Linked DNA regions of Mus musculus: all the other regions are linked to region 3. A link is a loop called in an ENCODE intact Hi-C map of the cell type or tissue named here. Cell type or tissue: left cerebral cortex. All regions are shown on one strand. Region 1 holds the start of Gm36824 (a long non-coding RNA gene). Region 2 has its middle 3.4 kb from the start of Gm36824. Region 3 has its middle 43 kb from the start of Gm52235.

What was found. Hi-C counts contacts between places; a loop is a spot of excess contacts. Peaks named below come from ENCODE experiments on the same cell type or tissue, not always from the same donor. Only the 100,000 strongest peaks of a DNase experiment are listed, where the experiment ranks them.
Region 1: it touches region 3 in a loop (5-fold over the local background); 2 of 42 quality-filtered maps call a loop at or near these places.
Region 2: it touches region 3 in a loop (2.7-fold over the local background); 2 of 42 quality-filtered maps call a loop at or near these places.

What each region holds. Positions count from the first base shown.
Region 1 is chr16:6,105,258-6,107,757 of GRCm38, reverse strand. Gm36824 (a long non-coding RNA gene) reads left to right here and starts at 1,028. Exons shown (of 4, transcript XR_875875.3): 1 at 1,028-1,126; 2 at 1,878-1,961. It also overlaps a transcript of Rbfox1 not described here. In left cerebral cortex, no CTCF peak of the experiment used is centred here; a DNase peak (open chromatin) is centred at 1,532.
Region 2 is chr16:6,108,858-6,111,357 of GRCm38, reverse strand. It overlaps a transcript of Rbfox1 not described here. Among named protein-coding and RNA genes, the nearest start is that of Gm36824, 3.4 kb to the right of the region's middle. In left cerebral cortex, no CTCF peak of the experiment used is centred here; a DNase peak (open chromatin) is centred at 1,154.
Region 3 is chr16:6,035,904-6,038,403 of GRCm38, reverse strand. It overlaps a transcript of Rbfox1 not described here. Among named protein-coding and RNA genes, the nearest start is that of Gm52235, 43 kb to the left of the region's middle. In left cerebral cortex, no CTCF peak of the experiment used is centred here; DNase peaks (open chromatin) are centred at 618, 911 and 1,235; H3K27ac peaks cover 1,473 bases.

The sequences.
Region 1 (2,500 bases), 69 kb before region 3:
GGAGCCAGAGAAGAACTCGGAAGGTACTTGACAAATGGAAGGAGCCCACGCAAAGGAGAGGGGATCACTGTCATCGGACCGTTTGCGACCTGGACACAAATCTGAAAAATAAATAATGGGTGACCATCTAAGTCAGGCTTGCATCCAATTTAGGTCAGGGGAATTAATAAAACTTGGCCATCACACCCACTTGGAATGTGGAACTCTAGATCTCCTGTCTGGCAAAGAGCTGAAATCCTGGGGTCTCGCATCCAAAGCCAGTATCATGGATTTAGAAAGTGGCTGAGCAAAGCCAGATATGGTTGTGCATGCCTGTGAACTCCAGTACTCAGGAGGCTGAGGCTGAAAGGTCAGTTTGAGCCCAAACTGACTTCCATGGCAGAGTCAGGTCAGCTTGGTCCCACATAGCATGATACTGTCTCACAAAACAGATAAAAGGCAGTTAAAGTAGATGTCTCACTCCAAGCCCCATGCTTATCCTCAGCCCTTCAGTGGCCATGGAATCTGACTGATGTCTTCTTTTGTGATATATATTTTTCAAAAATTGTCTTGGCTCCATTACAAAATGAAATACTGGCTGGGGAGATGCTTGGAAAATAGAGTGTTTATCATGCAAGCCTGGACCCTACATAAGCCCTTGCATCCTTGTCAATAGTGGCATAGTGGCAGACGTCTGTAATTCCAGCACTAGGAAGGTAGGAAGAGGCAAACCCATGGAGCTTGCTGGCCAGCCAGTGTAGTCTAATTGATGAGCTCCAGGATCAATGAGAAACCCTGCCTCAAAAATGAAGGTGGAAAAGGTGGGAAAGAACTGAATAAGATACTTCTGGCTTCCCAATGCAACCACTCACATTCACACACACACACACACACACACACACACACACACACACACACACACACACACACACCACAGAGAGAGAGAGAGAGAGACAGACAGACAGAGAACATGTAAATACAATAAAATATGCAGAAAATAGTGAGAGGAGACAAAATTGGAAATGGAATTTAGATTACGGAAGGGGTATAGTGCTATAGTAACCACCTTGGAATTGTTACCAAAAGTAATAGGGAGTTAGTGACTGACTGTTCCTGAGCCTGAGCAGAGCGTGATCTGAAGAGCTGTGTGAGTAGAAAAACAAATGTAGACACAGAATTCAAACTTCAATCATTAGCTACGTATTCTCTCTCTCTCTCTCTCTCTCTCTCTCTCTCTCTCTCTCTCTCTCTCTCTCTCTCTCTCTCTCTCTCTCTCCTTATCTGTTTCCTCTCTCCCCCTCCCTCCCTCTCTTTCTCCATAAAAATAGTCGTTTCCAGGCAGACAATAGAGCTGAGTGCAGTATACAGTCCTAACATGGGCTGAGATAGACAGCAGGGGAATCTGTTCACTCTAACTTCTACCATTGTTGCTTCTGGGGCTATTTCTGTTGATTACACAACACAAGAACACAGTTGCTCTGGAGGTTTTTTTTTTTTTTTTTTTTTTTGTTCTAAATTTCCTTAATGGCCAGCTGGCTGCGCAGGGCTGAGCGAACCTAGATGAAATGAACAATTCTAAGGAGTTTTAAAAATAAGCACAATGTCGCAAAAGACACCAGGAGAGGGGCAGTGGGAGTCTTCTTCGGAAACCTGACATCAAAATGTCGCCGATGCTGTTTTAATTAAAAGATAGTGAAGAGGGAGATTTGACTGTGTGCCTGCTGAGAGTAGATTCGCTGCTCCTTTGATTGGGGGATCTTAATAGATTCTAAAAAGTAAAATACATCAAAGAATTTAACAAGTGCTTGTTTCCGAATACCATAACTCTGTGTTTCCTGATCAAAGCTATTGGAAGTATTTCATCCATGGATAGATGGGCTCTTATGTTCTGTTTTCAGGTGCAAACCTCCTCATCACTCACACCATCACATTTTACTCCAAGTGGGTTCCTTCTCATGGTGTTCTATGCCATGCACGCTGAGGTAAGTACTCTCTTCTTAAACTCGACTTTCTCACTACTGGTGATTATCCTCCCAGGGGACCTGTGGCAATACCCGGGAACATTTATGTTGGTCATAATAGGGTTGGCAGAACACTTTGGCATTTTGCAGTCAGGGATTCTGCTACAGAGCTAAAATGACAGAAATAACTGAAACTTGTCTGGCTGAAGGTGTTCATAGATGCATGGTGCATGGATGTTGGCAACCCCTGTCCTAAGCATCTCTTGTGGTTTGGCTCTAACATGCCCACCACAGGCTTATGTGTTTGAATAGTTGGTGCACAGCTGGTGTGTTATTTTCAGAGATGGTGAAATCATTACGGGATGGGGTCTAGATTACGGAAGTGGATTGCTGGTGGATTGAAGTTTTATAGGCAGCCCCATACTTGGCTCACTGATGGAATCAAGCCATACCACATTCCCTACTGCCATGGGCCTGAGCCATTTCTCATCTCTTTTCAGCCCTCCTCACTCCATGCACAGTATCCCTCCTTCAACCAAGAGCCAGAATAAACCCTTCCA
Region 2 (2,500 bases), 73 kb before region 3:
ATCAACACCAGTCTCTATGGTTCAGGAAACTTTATAAAAGAGAATACAGAAGGGGTGTGGCACCATCCAACAGGGAAGAGAGCTGTGGAGTGCCGACTTCTGCTCATGCCATGGCTACCACACACACCAGTTCACAGCAACTGTTAGTTACCTGCACAAGACCTCTACAAGACCAAGCCAGGCAGAGCTCCAGCATGGAGGGGCCCCCACGCTCCAGCTGGAACAGAAGCTATTGGCTACTGATGGTTTCTGAAGCAGGGATCGTCACTCTCCTTTAGGGATATAACTCTTGCTAGGTTGCTTGTGCTACAGTAAATAGTCACACACCCATGCACATATGGGCAGTACTAATCAGATCCAGGTGATGAATGACCAAAATAAAAATTAATAATAATAATAATAATAAAGAGGACATGGAGCTGGAGCAAGATGTGGAAACACTAGAGGGAATTGGGTGGAATATTAGTCGATGGATATGACCAATACTCATTCTATAAATATGGGGACTTTCAAAAATACAAAAATATTATTAAAGATCTCCTGCTGTATATTCCAGCAAAATCCTCCTCTTGGGCACATTGCAAGGTACACACTAAGTTGATGCTAGAATTCTAAGCAGAAGCCACCCTTAATCACACTAATATATGTGCAGCTACAGAGCCTGTCCTCGTCCAGCGGGAGAATCCACACTGCAACCCTCCTCCTCCTCCTCCTCCTCCTCCTCCTCCTCCTCCTATCCCCCTCCCCTCCTCCTCCTCCTCCTCCTCCTCCTCCGCATCTCAGTATCTCTAAGGTTGCATGCTTAGCACCTGTACTTAATACACGTTCCTTCTCTGTGCTTTTTAATTAAAGCCCAAGAAGAGATTAATTTCCACTTCATTTCTTTTTGTTTTTGCTTTTGTTTTTTCCTCCAATGCTGGGGATGGAGTGAATGCAGGGCTTGGTGCGTGATAAGCAAATTTCTTACTGCTCAGCCATGCCCTCAGACTATCTGCAGGAGATCCTAGGGAGGTGCTCTACCTCAGAGCCATTCCATGCAGTTACTTTACTGCTGAGCCAGGTCCTCAGCTCCTCCCTGGGGCATTCTAGAGAAGATCTGTGCTGCTGAGCCACACCCCAGCCATTCAAAAATAGATTCCTCTCAGCTGTCCTCTCCATCCCTTCTAGTTAGCCCAGTATATGACTGCCGATCCCGATCCCCTCCATTAAATTCTGTTCCATGCAGTGTCTATCCAACCCTACCATTTGGCTCTACCTCAATTTGCTCTTCTTTATCCATACTGAGGCACCATCAGGGACACGTCTAGTCTGGACCAGAACTATGTAATATCACAAGTCTCTTCCTCCCTGGGAAGGTAGAATTCATAGAGCACTCCTGGGGTACTAGAGCCATTTACCCTGGAGCTAGTATTCTGATTAATACTTCAAAATCAGTGGATGCCCACAGCCCCCATAAAGCATCTACATCATATCATACACAGGGATGATGGAAAATGTATCTAGCTCACAAGGACAGTGTTTGAACCTAGGAATATGTGTTTTTCCTTGAATGTGCCGCCCTCTGATCCATCTCTCCTACCATCCCTTTTATCACTTTCCATTTTGTTCCCCTAGAAAATCTCACTTCTCTTTCCATTTAATAGATATACAGATCACTTCATGTGACTATATAAAATCTAGGAGCCACAAGTGGAACAAAATCTGTCTTGCTGGGACCTGGATTAATTCATTTAGTGAAATCATCTCCAGTTGTATTCATTCTCCTGCAACTGATATGACTTCATTCTTCTTTATGGTTGAAAGATACATCCCATTGTACGCATAAGTCACATTCCCCCTCCTCCAATTCCCTTGGTTTCTGGACACCTAGACTGATTGCATAGCTTTGCGGTGTGACTAGTGCTACAGTAAACTTTCATGCACGAATAATCTCTGTGGTACCCTGGCTTGGAGTGTGCTAGGTAAAGCTTTAGGTTCAGAGTGGTACAGCTGGGTCATATTATGATTAGATGCTTATTTTTCTATAAACTCAGGAATTATGATGTAAGGATTTCTTTTAAAAAAATAGTATTAAATTTGTTTATTTATCTGTGGGTAAAAGGGTGTGTAGTAATGTATGTGGGTTTGCCTGTAGTATGTGTATGTGTGTGCGTGTGCGTGTGTGTGTGTGTGTGTGGTCAGAGGACAACTTGCAGGGGTCAGTGGTCCTAGGGATAAAATCCAGCACAACAAGTTTGGCAACAAGAATTCTTGCCTGCTGAGTCATTTTGTCAGTCCTAGAATTTCTTCTGATAAACAAACAAGCAAAAAACAAAACTAAGCAAAACAAGCAAAGTCCAAGTATCTTGCCCAAAGTATCTGGACAAGGAGAAATAAAAAGCAGACCTCTATGTGTCTAAGGACCTACATGTCTAGTGACAGTGTTTGGGGGCTCTTCATATGTCATGTGGTATCAAATGGAGAAGTTGTGTCATGAGACTTCCGCGGCTCAGCTGAGAAA
Region 3 (2,500 bases):
AGGTTTTCCCATATCAATTAATGAAAGCAAAGTGATCACTTACAGACTTCATGGACCAATATTATGTAGGCAATACCTCCTTAAAACCCTCCTCCTAGGTAATTCTACAACATGACAAGTTCACAATTAACACAAGTAACACAATTAACCACCTTAATCCAAATCAGGGCATGATCATCTTTTTGAATGTATTAATACACACACATGTGACTTGTAGATTCACTATCGAGAAGTGATGAATTATAAAAAGCCCTTCATCACATTTGATTTCTCTGGTGTGGTTTTCCTCTGGCTATATGGATTTCACAGGGCAGTAAAGGTGTTCTCAGACAGCCATCTTAGAACAAATATGTTTCATTTTCTTTGGTTGATACTCCTGCTTCCACAGCAAGGAACACACAACCATACAAGACAGAAATAACATCACCACCACAATGAAAGATTGACTTTAAGTCACAGCTACTTAGGCCAGGAAGAAGACATAGTGCTGCTTGTCCAAAACACTGAGAGGGATAACACACCCTGTCACTCTGCTCAGAAAAGCACCTGTCATAGTCCCTATTCCTTAGGATGTCAAGGACAGAGCCAAAGCTCTACCAGCTTCTCGTCCCTCATTCACCCACTCAGCCAGCCACATTCACTTCTTTTAAAAGAGTCGATGATTTATGTAAAATTATGTTTTAAAATCCAAAAGTAAAGATAAGTTTGCAGTCTTTCTCCAAGTTTTATTTCTCGTAAGAAAATAGACACGAACAATTTATACCCAGAAATACACAGAGGTAAAATATTATCGTCTATGTGCATAATTTTGTGGCATTTTTTAAATGCTCAGTGTAAATTATGCCATTTGTCTCCCAAGCCCTGCAAGCGCTATTCTGCTGTGAGCGAGGATGCAGCAGAGAGAAGATGGTAGAGATGCAAGAGTGAGGTTCGGGTTTGAATCCTGCTATTGAATACTCAAGTGGCCTTAACCTCTCTGAACTTCAGTTTCTTCATTGTCAAATGGAGATAATCAGCTTATTGTCAGTATTGAACTGCCTTGTGCCATGATAAGATCTCCTCTCGGGTGGGCGGGAGGGAAGCCTCTTTGGAAGGCGTTCAGGAGGGAACAGAGGGAGAGAAACGATAGCAAATATAGACCCGTTTTATTTCAGAGCTTTGTGTAGGGGAGATCAGGGAAACTGAGCGGCAGATGGAGGGGAAGTGGAATAGCAGGAGGGTTTTTTTTTTTAAGGCTGCATACATTACAGTGTGTGCACATGATTACAGGGGTGACGCTGTCTATCAGGAGAGTTCTCAGTTTATATCTTCATTCCAGACCTTTCCTTTGTCTTCCTGAGTCTTCTGGACACTTCCATGTGGGAGCCCAGGAGACATCTAGTGCAAAACATGCCCAAACACAAGCTCTTTTTCCTCTGTCTCCCTCGTTTTCTTCCCCCTAAACACCTGCTCCCATTGCAAACCACTTGGGAAATGGAATTTCCAAATGTTCCGAATCCTTTCAGGAAGCACATTGTCCTCTCTCTGTTGCACAGCACACACCCATTCAGTCTCTAAGTACCTCATCTCTACATGCAATATGACATCATCTCCAGATGTGGTATGACATTATCTCCACATATGACATGCTCTGGATATCCAGCTCCTTCTTACACAGGTACACCTGCATATATGAACACCAGATCATCTTTCACCTGGTGGTTGAAATGCCCCAATCAGGTTGGATTCCTGACTTCAACTTGCTTCAATTACACTCTCCACCAAATGATTCAAGAGCATGCTGTGTTCCGCACTATCCCTGCCCTGGGCACATGTGCACTGAGTATCTTTCTGCTACAAAGTTACATCCTGGGTCCATGCCATCACTCTGAATGTTCTAGATGTCTAGTTCCAACTCTCTACACATGCTCTAAGTTCACATGGCGCCATGTGCATCTGTCAATGAACCCACTGAAGAGACAGCAAGCTTTCTATGAAGAAAAGAAAGAACCTGCAGGATCATAGCCGACTCTGGGCCGTCCCTTCTGGTCTTCCCAGGTATCCCATACATCACAAAAGAAGTAGTCAGGAGCCACCTACTTATTAGAGACACATCCCTTGACCCTTTCCCTGCACCAAGCAACATTTGCTACACGATCTGTTGCATCCTACCCCTCCCTTGCTTTGCTTCTCTTCATGGTCCTTTATGCTACCTGAATATTCTACATCATTTAGCATTCTCTACATATTTTGTATGCTTAAGAACAAAACCCAAACCCAGTAGAGTCTATTCTAAGAGACAACTTTGATATTTCTTTAGATTGTATTTTCAGCTGGAATTCAGTTAAGTACAAAATAAAATGATCAATATATTAAAAATATACAGTGTGATATTTCTGAGTCTCAGTTCTTGTATCCTGTGCTGACAAATGGGTGCAAACACATTTCAGAGAAACCTCCCACCGTATGGCTAGTGGAACCTTCCTAACAGTCATGCAATTAGTCTGTAGTCATGCATTTG